Regions from separate parts of the Mus musculus genome. Here region 2 is linked to region 1. A link is a loop called in an ENCODE intact Hi-C map of the cell type or tissue named here. Cell type or tissue: heart. All regions are shown on one strand.

Evidence for each region. A loop is a pair of places that touch in the nucleus more often than their neighbours do. Peaks named below come from ENCODE experiments on the same cell type or tissue, not always from the same donor. Only the 100,000 strongest peaks of a DNase experiment are listed, where the experiment ranks them.
Region 2: a loop joins it to region 1, with 3 times the contacts of the local background. A loop is called at or near these places in 9 of 42 quality-filtered maps.

Annotation. Positions count from the first base shown.
Region 1 is chr3:40,741,323-40,749,322 of GRCm38, reverse strand. Hspa4l (heat shock protein 4 like) reads right to left here and starts at 3,710. Exons shown (of 19, transcript NM_011020.3): 1 at 3,539-3,710. The coding sequence starts at 3,645. In heart, a CTCF peak has its summit at 3,825 (motif pointing left); a DNase peak (open chromatin) is centred at 3,872; H3K4me3 peaks cover 2,559 bases; H3K27ac peaks cover 1,844 bases.
Region 2 is chr3:40,795,109-40,803,108 of GRCm38, reverse strand. It overlaps Plk4 (polo like kinase 4), which reads right to left and starts at 3,158. Exons shown (of 16, transcript NM_011495.2): 1 at 2,826-3,158; 2 at 2,014-2,109; 3 at 1,229-1,324; 4 at 1,037-1,151. The coding sequence starts at 2,855. It also overlaps a transcript of Hspa4l not described here. In heart, CTCF peaks have their summits at 3,024 and 4,434 (motif pointing left); a DNase peak (open chromatin) is centred at 3,098; H3K4me3 peaks cover 2,348 bases; H3K27ac peaks cover 1,638 bases.

The DNA.
Region 1 (8,000 bases):
CCAGGTCCCTTACATACACATGTAGCTAGTAGCTATAAAAACCCAAGTAAACAGAGAACAAATATACATGATAGAAAGTTCTCCTGCACAGCACTGGCCAGAATCACTGACTGGTAGGTACACAGTATGGGCCCTTGTAAAATGAACAGAAAAGTGGAGCTGTATGGTAACTAGGAATAATACAACTTGGCTAGTTTCATAAGAGGATTTGATTAAGACAGTTATCAAGGTCAGACTGTAAATCTGAAATATTTGCATCAAGTAATGAGAGAGAATCCATTAAGTTTCTGAGTGATATTATAGTAGTAGTAATAGTTATATGGTGATGTATAATACAAAACAAAGGTTATATTCCAGAGTATGGCTTAAGGGCTGAAATTATTTAACTGAGGCCCTTGATTTGGCCATCTCTTCATCTGCCTGTTCCTCTCAATTTTGTTATATAAGCTTTTAAAAAAAGCCCTATTTTTCTCTTCGCTGTCCCCTATCAGGGACACAGATCACAATATTCTTAGTTCTTCTGTCACTGTGTTGTTGCTTAATGAATAGTGATATGAGATAGCCAGCAAGCTCACTCCCTTGGTGAGCCTTTCTGACCCTCTTCTATGTTGCCAGTTTGGCTCTGAATCAAATTTTCAACAGCTAAGCAACTTGTTTGTTTCAAGTACAGTGCTAAGGTGTCCGGAGAGCTGACTTTCTCAAACATGGCAATCTGAGCCAGATACTTCTTTTGTTGGGCAAGTGGGGCTATACTGAACAGCTGTATGCTGACCTCTACCCACAAGATGCTAATAGCACCCTTTTTACTCCCACTGTCAACTGTGACAACAAAAGAATTTTCAGTTAAGTGTAAGATGTCCCTGTGAGGGCAAAATGGATAACATCTGAGAGCCACTGCCTTGGCATAGATCTCAAGAGTTCTAAAACATGATTCTTTAGCCATTAAAGTAAGCTGTGAAACATTTTGCTCTTGAGAGACTTTCAGTGTTTGTAAGTAAAAGGACTTAAGTTGAGAAAAGGACATCTGAATACTGTTTATCTGGGGGGTGGGAGGGTGGGTGTGTCATGGGAGAAGATGAAACGGGAAAAATGTTCTCAGAATGGCATCTTGTTGCTAAAGGCTTTCTAACATCCTTTTTAGAAAAAAAAATACTCTAGGCATATACAATTTAGTTACAACATAAAATTCAAATCTTTTATTATGGCCAGAATGATTAAATATTTTAACAAATGGAAAATAATACAAGCTTTCAAATGCTTACTAAACATAACTTATAATTAAATTAGTTCATAACTTGAGTCCATCAACAGAAATCACACAGACAAATATTTAAAAAGCTGATCAGGTATTAGGCATGGGAATGCATGCCTTTCAGCTCAGTACTCAGGATGCTGAGGCAGGAAAATCAAGTCCAAGATCAGACTGAGCTGTTTATCCAAAACCTTGTCTCAAAAATCAAAACCAGAAACTGATCAGCCATTGCAGATGCATATTAACTATTAAATTATTAGGCTAATTATTTTAGGATATGACCTTAATTAAAATTCACCCAGTCCCAACACAAATATAAATGCACAACCATTTTAAGGTTCTTTTAATGATAAATGTGTGGACCTAGAACCTGCTAACTACTACCTGACACCCACTTCTCTAAATGAAAAGTTTTACCAAATCGAAGTGATGGTCATTAATTAGTATAATGATCATAGGCTAAAAAGACTATTAATGGTATGTGAGATATCACAAGTGTATATACCTATTATGTAATATCAGATTCCTCACCCTAAGATCAAGATCAAAGAAGTGACTGGGGAACCGTTTTGTTTTGTTTTGTATTAATACTTGAAGATTTTAGAGCAGTCTTAGGTTTGGCTATGTTACAGTTTGTACTATCAGCCCTTAAAACCCCCTAAACAAATTTAAATGAAAGAACAAAAATAGCAAATATGGGCATTGATTATTTGTCTGAAGCAAAATAATCTCAAAAGTCCGCAGTAGTTTTCATCCACTGAATGTTACTCCTCAAACACATGAAACCCAACCCCAAATCTACAAAGTAAAAGTAAACAAAAAGGTACTTATTGTAACATCTGCAAAAATAAAATATGAGCAACCTGAAAGCAGAATATGGGATGGAATTAATGATTATACAAACACTAAAACAATGGAATAGAAATACCTTACATAGAGGTTAGTTAACATAACGTCAAGTTTTCTACTTTAGAAACAAATAGAAAACTACCTAAAAGTCTTATTTTTGGATAGAATTTTAATTTTTAATTTTGCCTCTTCATGTACCTATATTTCTAAGTTTAATAATTTTTCATAATATATACTTAATAAATTAATAAATCATGAGTAAATTATTGGTCCTGGAATTATGGTGGTTATGTGGCTAATGTTCACATTTGTTTATCTAGAATTTCAATAGAGATGTGATGGGTCAATCTAGAAAAAGAGGAGGCCTAAAACATTGCAGACTACATTTGGAAAGAAATCAAAGCATTCTGTATTCACTAAAGCTACTCTGAAACATACTGTCACATTCTTAAACTACTAGAACTATTTTAACCTCATCATTTAAAGATGGTTTTACACTGATCTTGGCTGAATTAGTTTAATTTAAAAATATAGTATGGATCATTCATCTTTCCAAAAAAAAAAAAAAACACATGAACAAAATTTTCCTCATCAAATTATAGGTGAACAAGAGTGTACAAAGAGTTTTTTCTTGTGCAAGTATTAGTTGTGTTCTTTGCCAACAAACTTTCCAGAAAGGAGAAAGAAGTGAACGTGTGGACACACGTTTCCATGACATAATGCTACATAGTCTTTCATCAAGAGTTCATAATGGAAACACTCCACAATCCTGTTTACACAGGATCGTTGCCTCTGACTCACCAACAATTCACTCTGTAGACACGCACTTTGGGTAGTAGCTTCTAACAACGGCAATTTCCACTAACTGAAAGATACTGCCAATGTACAGCTAAGATTCCCATTGTCCGAGTCTCATAGTGAATGCACCGTTAACCTAATCCCTCCGGAAACTGGTCAGATCATCTCAAATTCTCAAGGACACCACCTCATCTCTCCTTTCTATAAACACACAGACAGATAAATAAATAAATAAAGCCAATGACTTCTAGTGTTAGGAAAACTGCCCTTCGTTTTCTTAGGTGTGCAATAACCAGGGGTCACTTTTCTGAGAAAGCTGTCGCTCAGGAGATGGGGGAGGGAGGGCAGAATGCAGAGCTCTAGCCGACTTCCTAGTACAGGATAATCCCAGGTCACCCCTCTCTGGTTGCCTCAGACCTTTCTTCCCTGTCCAGGACGCCATGCCGAGGTGGCCCCCCCATGGCCTCCTGCAGCCCAACGCAGGGGCCCCAGGGTCAGGGATGTCTGCGGCAAGCAGAGATGAGGCGAGCCGAGCAGCCAGAGGGAAGCCCCTGCCCTCCTCGTCTGGCTGTAGACGCTGCACCTGTCACAGGGGGCGTCCCGGGCCCCACCCCAGGAAAGGGGGCGTGCGGCACTTACGGCGTGCACCTGTCGCTGTACTCGTTGGCGATGGTCTCGATGCCGCCGCTCCTCGCTACAGCGATGTAGCAGTTGAGGAAGCCGAGGTCAATGCCCACCACCGACATCCCGCTTAAGGCTCGGGCTGCGGAGACCGCGTCCCGCTGCGGGTCCCCACTGCGGGCGCTGCGACTCCTGCGAGAAGCAAAGGAGAGGACCCACTCTCTATCGGAAAATCTAGGGCAGGGCGTCGGAACTGCGGAGGTGGAGCCGCCCGCCTGAGCCGCGCCGCCTCCGCCCGGCCCGCCGCCTAGTCTCCACTGCGGTTCGCCGCCCCCAACCGGCAGTTACTGCGGTCTGCGCCTGCGCGCTCGGCCCCGGGAGGCGCGAGCCACCGGTCGGCTGAGGCTGGGCGGCCTCGCCCTCGGCCGCTCCCGTCAGCGCTCGGCAACGGCTCGCTGCGGAGTGGCAGGTTCGAGAAAGAGCTGGAAAGAGGGAGGGGAGGCCGCGGAGCCGCGGGGCAGGGCGGGGCGGGACGGGGCGGGGCAGCGGTCGGGCGACGCCTGGGGGGGGGGGGCGAAGCCGTCTCCCGGCAACGCCGGGGCAGCGGTGTCTCGCGGACGCTCTTCTAAGCGCCGCCCTCCTAGCAGCGCCTCCCTCCTCCGCGTTGCTCTCCGCAGCACCGCTCGCTCTGGCCGCCCGCATCCTCCCAGGGTCCCCGAGAGCCACAGCCTGGGATCTCACCGCCGGCCTCGCAGCCCCGAGGGGCCGCCCGCGTGCGGCTCGTGCTGAGGCTCCTCCTGCAGCCCCTCTGTGAGGTGGTGCCCATTGTGCGGTGCCAGGGTCGCCCGCTTCTCAGAGCTACCCTGCTGCGCCCGGTCCCAACCTGTCACCTTCCTCCATGAAAAAGTGGTTTTCTAGGCCCTGGCCTGCTTGCCCAGGGAGCTTCAGAGAAGAAGCCTGCCTTGTGAGGAGGCGTGCTGCCTGTGTGCACTTGAACAAGTTTTAGCTCATGCTTACGAAGTCTGGCGGTCCTGGTCCTTTCCATGCACATCCCAGTGTGAATTTGGCTCTTTTTTATCCAGCCCCTGTGTCCCACGTTCCTTAGGGTCCAGTTCTTCATGTATCTGTGGGCTCTTCTTATCTAGTTCTTCATGTACATTCTGACCCTTCTCGTCCAGTTCCTGTGTCTGGTGACCCTTCTCATCCAATTCCTTGTGTAATCCCTCTTCCAGCTCGTCCAAGTTTTTGTGTGCTTCCTGTTTCACCTTGGAATTTGACACGGAATTTTTATCCGCATATTCAGTACTCTCATAGTCCGTATTTGTGCTCCTTCTTAAGTTACTCAATCGCTTCACTATTAACACTGCTGTTAGGGCGGCAGCAGCAAGTGTGGCAATAGCCCCCGCTGTTGCTATAATGAATACAAAATACATTTTAGGAACTATACCAAGTCAACTGGGACGCCACTATTGTTCCAACTCTAGTGTCTCTAAAGAATCTTTTTTGACTTCAGAGTCTGCAGGGGGCATGCTCTGACCCACTCAGCACTTTCTTAGGAGACCACCTACCTTGGCTTCCCAGCAGGCTGTGCGCACACAGAGCAGGGATTGGATGCTTCTGGCCCCTCAGAACTCTGGGTCTCAGTGGCTTCCACTACTAAGTTGCCCCATTTAGCCATTATCCTAAGGGATAATGATCTGCCGCTGGCTAGATTTATTCCTGGATATCTTGAAGCTCTCCTAGGACCACGAATTTCATTTTATTTGTGTATGATGTTTTTGGAATCTCACGTGTAAAAATTTTTTTTCCTATTAAACCCTTAAAATATTAAGTAAAAAGAAGGCATTGATGCCAGGAACAAAGAGTTCTGATTCTTTACAGCTAACAGGAGGAAATGAGTACTTAGTAGTTAAAACAGGACAAGCACTTGGAAGTTACATGGATTCATGTAGTAACCCCAGGCATACATAACCTTTACTGCCTCTAGGACCTTTGGCAATTACTTTCCAAGCCGTGGGCTCAGTGTCTCTTAAGATAATATTACTCCCTGGACTGTTTTCAGGCTAAATGTAAACACAGCATTTATGCATGACATCAACATGTCAATATAACTATGCTTAGCTGCTATTGGAATATAAGGATAATGGTAATTTATATTGATCCTGTAGCTAGGAAACTTGCTGCACTCTATTGTAGATTCTGGTTCTTTTAGCTTATTGGACCCTCTCGGTTTCAAAACATATAGCCTGTGAAGGACCTCCTTCATTTTGTCCTTTTATTATTGCTTTCTCTAATGATAAGTACGATCACCAATAAAATGTAGACTATAAGGAATAGTAGTGAGCATACTTGTCTCTAACAGAAAATTTTGTGTTTATAAGAAATTTAAACCTAAATATTGCTAGTTCGCTAAGTTTTTCTTTTCTTGATGCTGAAATTTAGCAAATGCTAATCATTGAATGAGACCCCTATTCTCAACCTATTACTCAGTGAAAAATATTAACAAACTCTTTAACACCCTCCTATTCCTCCGACAAATCACCCATAGTCACACTTGTGATAATTATGTAGAACATTTGCATCTATATTCACTGACCAGTTTGCTTCCTTTACTCTTAATCAAGACCAGCTTTTTTAGGTTTTTTTTTTTTTTAATTGATGACCAAGACAAGTTACAGTAGAGTTTATTTGGAACTTACAATTTCAGAGTATTCGTGCTCATGACCATTATGGTGGGAAGCATGGCAGCAGGCAGGCAGGCACGGCACTGGAGCAGTAGCTGAGAGCATATGTCTTGATCCATAAAAGGAAGGCACAGAAAGCTAAATGGAAATGGTTTGGGCTTTTGAAATCTCAGAGCCCATCACCAGTGACATACCTTCTCCAAAAGGCCCATAATCCTTTTCAAATAGTTCCAACAACTGGAGACCAAGTCTTCAAATATATGAGCCTATGGTGTCATTCTCATTTAAACCATCTGACATGAGTTTTGTAGAATTAGAACGAGATTCCTGTTTTCTCTGACAAAGATTTATGACCACTGGTTACATTATTTTAGTGGGTAGTTTATTCATGTCTTGTACTATTTTTCAATCAAGTCATATTTTTATCAAAAATTACTATTTTATCAACTTCAAATTTGTTGACAGACATTGGTTTATTTAAGTCAGTGCTCTTCTTTTATAGTTTTTGTCTTTCTCCAGTCTTAATATTCCTTGTGTCTTTTTCTTGGTTCTTATCATTACTATTTAAAAGAACCAGCTTTTGGTTTACTTGCCTTCGTTGTTATGTCTTAGTTTTTTGTTCAATCTGCTCTTTACTGTTTCTGTTTGTTTTTCCCCCCTCAACTGGGGATTGAACCCAAGACCTCATACATTCTCAGAAAGCAATCTGCAACTGACTTAAATAGCTTAGACTGGTCTGTTTCCCCCAAACACCTTTAATCTCTAGAGTTAAATAGTTGTTTCATTAATGTGCTGGCTGGTTATATGCCAACTTGACACAAGGTAGAATCATTTGGGAAATGGGAACCTCAGATGAGAAAACGTCCCCACAAGGCTGGCCTGTGGTGCATTTTCGTAGGTGACTGATGTGAGGCAAGCCTGGGGTGTAAGAGAAGGCAATGTGAGCAGGCCTGGAGAGCATGACACCAAGCAGCACCCCAAGGCCTTTTCATGAGCTCCCACCTCCAGATTACAGCCCTGACTTTCCTTCACAATGGACTGAGATGTGGAGGGTAAGCAAAATAAACCCTTTTCTCCCCACATTGTTTTGGGGCATAGGGTTTTTTCCACAGCAATAGAAATCCTAAGACAGTATTCAATGTCTTATAATTCATTCATATGATACCTTAATAAAATTTCTTTTAGAAATTATTTTAGCTATACTCTTGCCCAAATTTTCAAGCAGGTGAGAAAGAAGAGTGAGCAATGAAGATTAAACATACCATCTTTATTCTGGTATCACCAGTAAGTGACTGATACACTTGTGGATTTGTGATTATTGAACCTCATATGTAAGCAAACTTACCTACCTAAGCATAATATAACTAATGTCACATTCAAGCCTCCTCCTGTAAAACTTATATTAAGAAGGAAGAGACCAGAATGTATGTAAAATCACAAGACAAGTAAACAGGGGGCTAAATTTTTCCCAAATACACAAAAGTTAGCGTTTTTTTTTTTTTTTTTTCCTTTCAAAGCCTGCAAGCACTTAGCTAGGTTTGATTTGTTTATACCACCACCTTTTTTTACATGCCTACCACTCCTGGGTTCAGATTTGTAAATCTTTCAGCAGATGTCTTTGAATGAACTATTTAAAATATTATCTCAACTAGTGGGTCATAATGTAGTTGACTATAGTTTTGGTTAGCCCAGAACCCCATGCATACTGAGCACATATTTACCAGTGAGCTGTACTCCCAGCTTCTAGAATTAACTGGATTTCCCCTCTCTAGCATCCACTATTAATGAGTCTAAAT
Region 2 (8,000 bases), 54 kb before region 1:
TCATAAAAAATATTATTATGTGTGAAAAAAAGCTTTGTTGCTATGTGCATTTAAAAATCTGCATTGCAAAGATATGTTACCTGGGGAGTCTGAATCACTCCATCCTTTCAGAAGTTGACTAATAAGCTAATAAGCAATAAGTAATAAGCATAGTTCTCTGCGTTTCAGACCTTTCATATATAGTAAATGTTCATAATGTTTATTTGGAAATGTTAGTCAAAGACATTCTAAGTTATTTTCCAGATTTGAAAGGATTTTCTATAAACTGTTACTAATAATTTAATTTAAATTTGTTTTTAGAGAACAGAAGGCTTACAAATCTCTCTACTTTTGTAATACTTGATTTATAAATGCCAGTTTTGTGGGGAGTTCTCCTTTTTAAATTTAAAATAGTTTTATCTGTGGTTGGAGAGATGACACAGCTGATAAAGAGATACATACTGTTCTTGCAAAGGACCCAAACTCTATTCCCAGTATCCATGTTAACCCTCCAAGGGCAGGGACCCCTACCTACACTACATGCACATACTCATAGACAGAGGCACACTTATACACATGCCTTAAAAACAGAAAAGAAATTGTTGAGGCTGAAAGGATGGCCCAGTGGATAAGAGTCCTAGCTCACCACCCAGAGGACCTGGATTCACAACACTCACATGGTACCTCACAATCAGGTTCCAGGGGATCTAATTTCTTCCTCTGAACTCCCTGAGCACCAGGCACACATACAGTGTACAGACACACAAGCAGGTAAAGACTCAATACATGCAAAAAAATAAAATAAAATAAATTTAAATATGTATTACTAATCTGGGTGTAGTGGCTTATACTTTTAATCCCAGCACTCATGAGAGAGGGGTAAACTGTGAGTTTGAGACCAGCCTAGGACAGCCAGAGTCCTTGCATCAACAAAACAAAATTACACAAATGTTATAAAAATACCACATTTTTCAAAACCACACATTGAAAAGCCAAGTTTTACCAAACAGAACAGAGAGAGACAAATTCCACACCCCAACCCCCAAAAGACACCCACCTTCCCTTTCTGAGAAAGGCTTCATTCTGTTCTTCAGATATCTGTTCATTTCTCCATTGTGGCACATTTCCAATACCAGGTAGACATAATTGTTATCTTCAAAGTAATTATAGAGCTAAAACAGAAAAGGGTGCCGTCAACTATACGAACATCCAGCTTTCCTTAACTACTTTAATACATCTGGTATCTTACCTCCAAGACAGAGGGGTGTTTCAACTGGCAATGTATTTTCACCTCATTTTGGACTCTCTGTACCATTCCAGCTTTGTACATGGCTTTCTTATCTATCTAAAAATAAGAGGGCAGATTTATTTGTTGATTTTTATGGTTGTGGCTTGATCTAGAGCCCTGTGCATGCTAGAGAAAAGCACTCTACCACCTAGCTATACCCCTAAGCCCAGACAAAAGCTCAAACAACAACCTATAATTGTAAGAAGTCTTTTTTTTTTAATATAGTCTTTGAAGTCAGTTTACTCCTATCTGTGCTCTGCCCTCGACCTAACAGAGTACATTCCCAGTATGTCCAGTGCATTTATGTGATAGCAGAGATTGGCCCTGGAGTTAGGATTTTCTTTTTCCCAACTCTTCAGAACTGGGATCACAGGCTGACCATAATGGTATTCTTGGACCGTTACAGCCACAAATGAGCATATTATTATTATAAATTGCTGACTTCTCATTACCTTAAGTATTCATAGCAACAAAATGTACTGGTCTCCTGAACCCTAGTAAAGTATAAAACTTCACTTAAGCAAGGTTAAGAGTCTCTTAAATGTCCTTAAATTCAGATGCTGTACTTAACAGCTGTCTTTTGGTTATGCAATGTATTATGCAATTATTACAAATGCACACATTTGGCAGGGTGGCAAGGTGCAGTCTTTAGCAGATAATGAGTGGGACATTTTAAATAGCATGCCTTCATTGCTCTCTAGTACCTTGCAAAAATACTGAAGAAACAATAACTAATACATTCTTACCATTTTGATTGCAACTTCCAAACCAGTGTGTATGGACTCAGCTCTGTAGACACCAGCAAATGATCCTTTACCGAGTAGATTTCCAACCTTAAAGTCCTTTTAAAAAAAAAATTAAGGATTACACGTGAGGAATCGCAGATCTAGAAAGTAAGAAAGTTGGGTAGGGGATGGGATGTGAAATGGGCCAAAGAGAAAAGGAGACATGGTTCAAGCAGCTGCCACACCTCGATGATGCAGGTGTCTGGGGTGGAAGGCATCTTGACGCTCTGAGAGATTTTCTGAGCTCCCTCCCTGATGGAGGCTAAGGACTCTAATGAGCTGGTTAGCTCGGGTCCCTCCTCTGGCCCACCAGGTTCCCGCCGCAGCTCCCGCCACGGTAACCGCCATCCCCGGGGAGGGGGCAAGCGGAGCGCGGCTTTGGAGGCGGGAGTGCGGACCCGACGCCAAGGGACCAGGACCGGGCGGGGCCCGCAGCTGGAGACACACCTGCGGGGTACAAGGCGCTCCCCTCCGGGCGGGGCTCCAGGGGGCGGGTCGCTTCGCCTGTCCCTCGGCGATCAGCCCCGCCACCGCCACCGCGCCTGCCCGCCTCATCCCCGCTTTACTAGTGTCACTGAGCACCAGTGAGCGCCTGAGCCAGACTGGGCCTCAGCCTCAGCCCGCTAACCCGTCTGGTCTCCCGTGTGTTTGTGCCGAGCCACAATGGACCTCCCCTCAGCACTGCGCTCGGTTCACCTCAGCTCACTGGGTCCCGGAATACCAGAGTCCGCCTCCATCGGACCTTCCCTCAGCTCCGCGCCCGCCGGCCTCACCTCGATCCTCTCCCCGATGCACGCCGCCATGTTCCCGAGCCGCCGGCGCCCGGGGCTCGGCCTTCTCGCAGTCCCTCCGAGGCAGCGCTCCGAGAAGCCAGCAGGTCTTGGCGCCCATCAGGACGCCTTCTCTACGCCGCCGCTGGCGACGCCGCCAACGCCACCGAAAGGTACCCCCGGTACCTCCCGAGGCCTGGGCGGCGCCCCGGAGCTCCCATTTTGAAAAATTCCCGCCGGTCTCCGAACGAGCCAGCCTGGCGGTGACGTCAGCACACTCTCCACTTCTTAGAGGCGGAGACCGACACGCATGCGCAGCAGGGGCTTTCCCTCGCTCTAGGCCGGAAGTGGGTTTTAAGTTTGACGGAAAGCGGTCAGTGTACGACTGACCGTAGCGCGGACGCTAATAATAGGTTACGTTTTGACCTGAAGGATAATAGGGCTTTGGCTTCCCGCAGAAAGTCTTTTAAATAAGTGTGTAGGTTTGGCCTAAAGAGAACTAGGGGGAAAAGTCCATTACTTTCCTTAGAACAGCCCCGAACCCGCCAGCCCACCATGTACACCGTTGTGCCATTTTCCTTTTTTACAGCTATTAATGTGTGGTGCTTTAAGATGAACTGTATAGGGAAAACACCGACTCTAAAGTAAAAAAAGCCTGGGGATGTACCTAAGTGGTAAAATGCTTTCCAAGCGTGGACATGTCCTTGGGTTCTAGTTTCTTCTTTCCCAGCAACCCGCTGCCCGGACAGATATTAAAGGTTGGACACAGCGACGCACTGGGGTTGAGTCAGTCCATTCTTGGACTCTAAGGAGTTCCAGGCTAACCTGGGCTACCAATCTTACAAATTTATTTTGAGCCATATGTGAGTGACCTAGGCTAAGTCATTTTCCTCTAAAAATGTTTTGAAGAAAGAGTAGTGGTATGGATCTTTACATTAGTTGCTAGTAAATAATCCGACAGGGGTTTGCTTTTTAGCCTAATTGTTTTGAGATTTTTTAATCAGATGCAAAAAGATCCAAAGTAGTGACTTGTTTTCTGAAGATCCTCAATAGTGTGTTCTCTCTGTGTCTGTGTTTTATCTCAACTCCTAATAGTGTTCCAATCCAGGTCTAGATTGCTATCCCCAAATGCCAGTGATTCCAGGACAAGAAGTGAGGCAAGGAAAGATTCATTTGGAAAGACAGCAAATCAGAGATGATGGCACCTGGGTGGTCAGGGGGTCTATCAACAAAGATGAGTCGTCTTAGTGGGGGCCTGTGTCTCCAAGGGCAATTTATAGTTAGGAATAAGAGGAATAGGCTAGCGGGCACTTTTAAAAGGTTCTATGCTGAGTGAGGTCCTCATTTAGGACCTTTTTGTCTTTGGCTGCAGTATCCTTGAGACAATTAAGGCCAACCTCCACACATATTTAAATGAACACGTTATCCTGCAAGCAAGGCATCACTTCACAAGTTTCATGCTTTTCAGACACTGTGCACATCTCAGGGGTAGGAGATACCGACATAGTGAGTGAGACCTAGCTGCTGTGGGAGAGAGCCATATTTGCCTATCAGTACTCAATGCTGTCAGCTAGCCTCCTGTTATCCACGTCCAGGGGCTCTGATGCCACCTTCTGGCTCCTATCGACATAGCACTCATGTACACAAACCTATACTCACATAAACTCACGTTATAAAAATAAAATCTACAAACAAAAAAGCTGATCTCATGTACAGAACTTTCTCAAAGCTGTTTGAAAACAAAGCACCGTGCCTGCCGGATGGAGCTTGTGTGAAGATACTTTATAATGAACACGTAATTTACGTACACACAGGAATGATTGCACATCAAAAACAAAAACCTGCAATTTAATGGATTCATTTGTAGTTTAAGGAATGTTTACATTCATAGAAGCACTCTCAATTTTCAACATGATTTAACATTCTAGAATTCTAATTTCAAGCACACTGGCATATTAGAATTTCCCTTGCAGTGTCTTAATAGGCAAATAAGATTATTATGACTCAGGGTCATGCTATGCACCTCAGGCTGGCCTTGAATTCCAGAGCTAGATTTTAGATGTGTGCTACCCGATCTAGTTTCATAGATGATTTAGACTGTTGCTTAAAAGTCTTGCAGATGTCTTTGGTATTCCTGGGCTTTATTTTGTGGCCTCAGAGTTTTTGTAAATATTTCACATGTATTTAAAGTTTATCAGAGCCCATTAATAGTCTGTTGATATAAATCCATGCCCTCGTTACTTTTTGTTGCTTTATATATTTGCCTTGTGTTATCACTTCATTGTCAGCTGCAGTCTATGTTCTCAGACCTGTGTCAGAGCTCATATATATTTCTAATGAATTCTCTATAATCAAAGAATACCCTCTTTATGCTCTAAAGTTTTAATTTATACTACTCATATTTACAGAAACATTTTTTTAACCTGTAGAATCATTTTTTCTTAGCCTTTCACTTACCTTTTTGTATGTTCTTAGCATAACTTTTTCTCTACTACATCTTTTTTTTTTTTGGATCTTCTATAAGCCACAAATACTCTTCAAACTGGCAAATATGATGTCATTAAAGTAGCTATCAGTGTTTAGGTTTTTATTTACTTACTAAGACAAGGTCTCTGTAGACCTGACTTTGTACTTACTTGCAATGGACACCCTCCCTCTGTTTCACTAGTACTCACCTGGCTACTAGACTTTTTAATGTGATTTCAATGTTTTCTTCTTTTAGCAATGGATTACAATTTAGTTTATGTTATCTTCTATTAATTTTATATTCTTGTCATCTCTGATCACTAAGGAAATCAGTTTTATCCTGTTGACAGTGAGATTAAACAGGTGGCCAAAGCATCACTGCGGAAAGTGTGCTCACTCTGCTGACATCATGCTGCCTGTGAGACTTCCGGGCTGTGTGAACCATCTTGAATCTATGTCTTTATCCAAAGGGGGAAATTTTGTAGATAAGTTAGTAAAGACATGCTTATAACAGTCCTTTCTTACCTCTAAAACATTCTCCTTCCTCATATTACCTAACTAGAGAGCTTTTTTTTTTTTTTAAGAAACCCTTTCAAATTTTCAACTCATGAACAGCTGACTGTAGCTTAACCATCTAAGACTTTTAGAATATGTGCATTTCATTGAGACTTTGAGACTGGGTTTCTCTGTGTAGCTCTGGCTGTCATGGAACTTGTTCTGTAAAGCAGGTGAAGAGATCTGTCTCTGCCTCTGGAGTGCTGGGATTAAAGGAGTGCACCACTACCACCACTCTGTGGCTGAGATAATTTGGAAATTTAAAGTGTATGACATAAATGTTTTTCTAGATTGAGGATACATATCCTTTTTTTACAAGCTATCTTAATCCCCCCAGAAGATTAATATTGCATATATTATATTTATTTTTTTATCAGGAACAGCAATTATTTTTATTAGTATGTTCCTTTATCAGGAACACACACACACACACACACACACACACATTTTATTAGGAACAGCAGTTACTTTTGTATCCGGAACTGATCTTGAGACACAGAATTCGTCCTGCCTCTGCTTCCCAAATACTGGGATTAAAGACGTACACTACCACAGCGGGCTTTGAGATGTGGTCTCTCACTAAACCTGTAGGGATCTAGGGATCTCATGAGTCCATTTCCTCAGTGCCACTAACCCTAGTTTTGCTTTGTTTTAAGTGGGTGCTCTGGATCCACACACTTGCACTTGGATTTTAATGAGACATCCCCCAGCCCCAGGAACAGCAGTTCCTTTTTATTTTACATGCATGTTTGCATGCACATGCATGTCACAGTCAGGACAATTTTGTACAGTTGGTATCACTCCTTCCATCATGAGATCTAGGGCGTAGACTCAGATCCTCAGCCTTGCAGAGCAAGTTGGTTGAGCCACCTCACCAGCTCCAGGAGCAGCAGGTCCTAAACAGAGGACCTGGGCAGAAATTCTTCTCAACCTGAGAAGTTCCAAAGCTTTACTTCACTCTCAAGCTTTTGTCCATTACCACATCTAAAACTCAAAAATGACCATATGACTCTTCAGAATCAAGTGTCTGAAAATTACTTAAAAGCCCCATTGTTTTGCAAGTTCCTTATTTAAGAAGATTTGGTGACTTGTCATCAGTGTTTCATACAGTGAGTAAAGTCCAACACTTAAACATTAAACCTCTGGTGTGCAAAACTCATGGTTCAAGTAGCAGGTAGAATATGTATTTATTATTATTACATGACTTCTTGACAATGTGGACCAACATCCAAAACTGAATTGCATTTATTATCATTTGTTAACTTGTTTGCTAGTATGAAGATGCAATTTACATACAATGTTTTATATGCTTCTATTATTCCATATGCAAACATTTTGTGGATATATTTGTGAACCAGTCAAATTCCAAAATGATATTTATAGATTATCAATTAACATTGGAAGCCGTTCTTATGTCTGTTCATGTCTGTTATGTCAAAATTATTTTATAGACATGTCACATTTGATTATAGTTTTCTGCACTGCTTTGCAAACAGAATTGAGAGATCAAATGTACAGTTTTTCTAAAAGGAAGAAAACTAAGACTAGTTACTAAGCACTAAACTGTCAAAAGTCCTTGTACAGGGACAGTGGAGTGGAGTCCCTTTGTACATGGTTGTAATAATGGTTGTGAGATGACTGGAAGACTGTTTACCAGAACTGGACAATCTAGCTCAGTTTTCATTAAAAACTGTTCTCGCTGGGTAGGGGTGGCACATACTTTTGTCCCAACATTCAGGAGACAGAGGCAGGAGGATCTCTGTGAGGCAAGTGTGGTTTATATAGTGAGTGTTTCATTTCAGGACAGCCAAAGCTACACCAGACCAAAACCAAAACCTTTTGTGCAATATGCTGTAACACTACACAGTTAACAGTGGCTTCCTTCCTCCCAAATCTAAGAGATGACCATTTCATGTTAGGACTCTCCTTCTAAGACACTAAAGCCACAAAAGTTTATTTTAGAGAAAAAGTGTACACACTGTAAAGCTAGTTTTTTCATCTTAAATTGCTTTTTAACATGTACATTCTAAGCAGGCTGACATGATTTTAAAGGTGTTTTTTACTTAATCTCTCAGAAGGAACAAACTTAGAAAACTTAAAAAAAAAAGATGTAGAGTGCTTTTTCTTAATCAGAAATCAAAGATGTCTGTTTTTTAC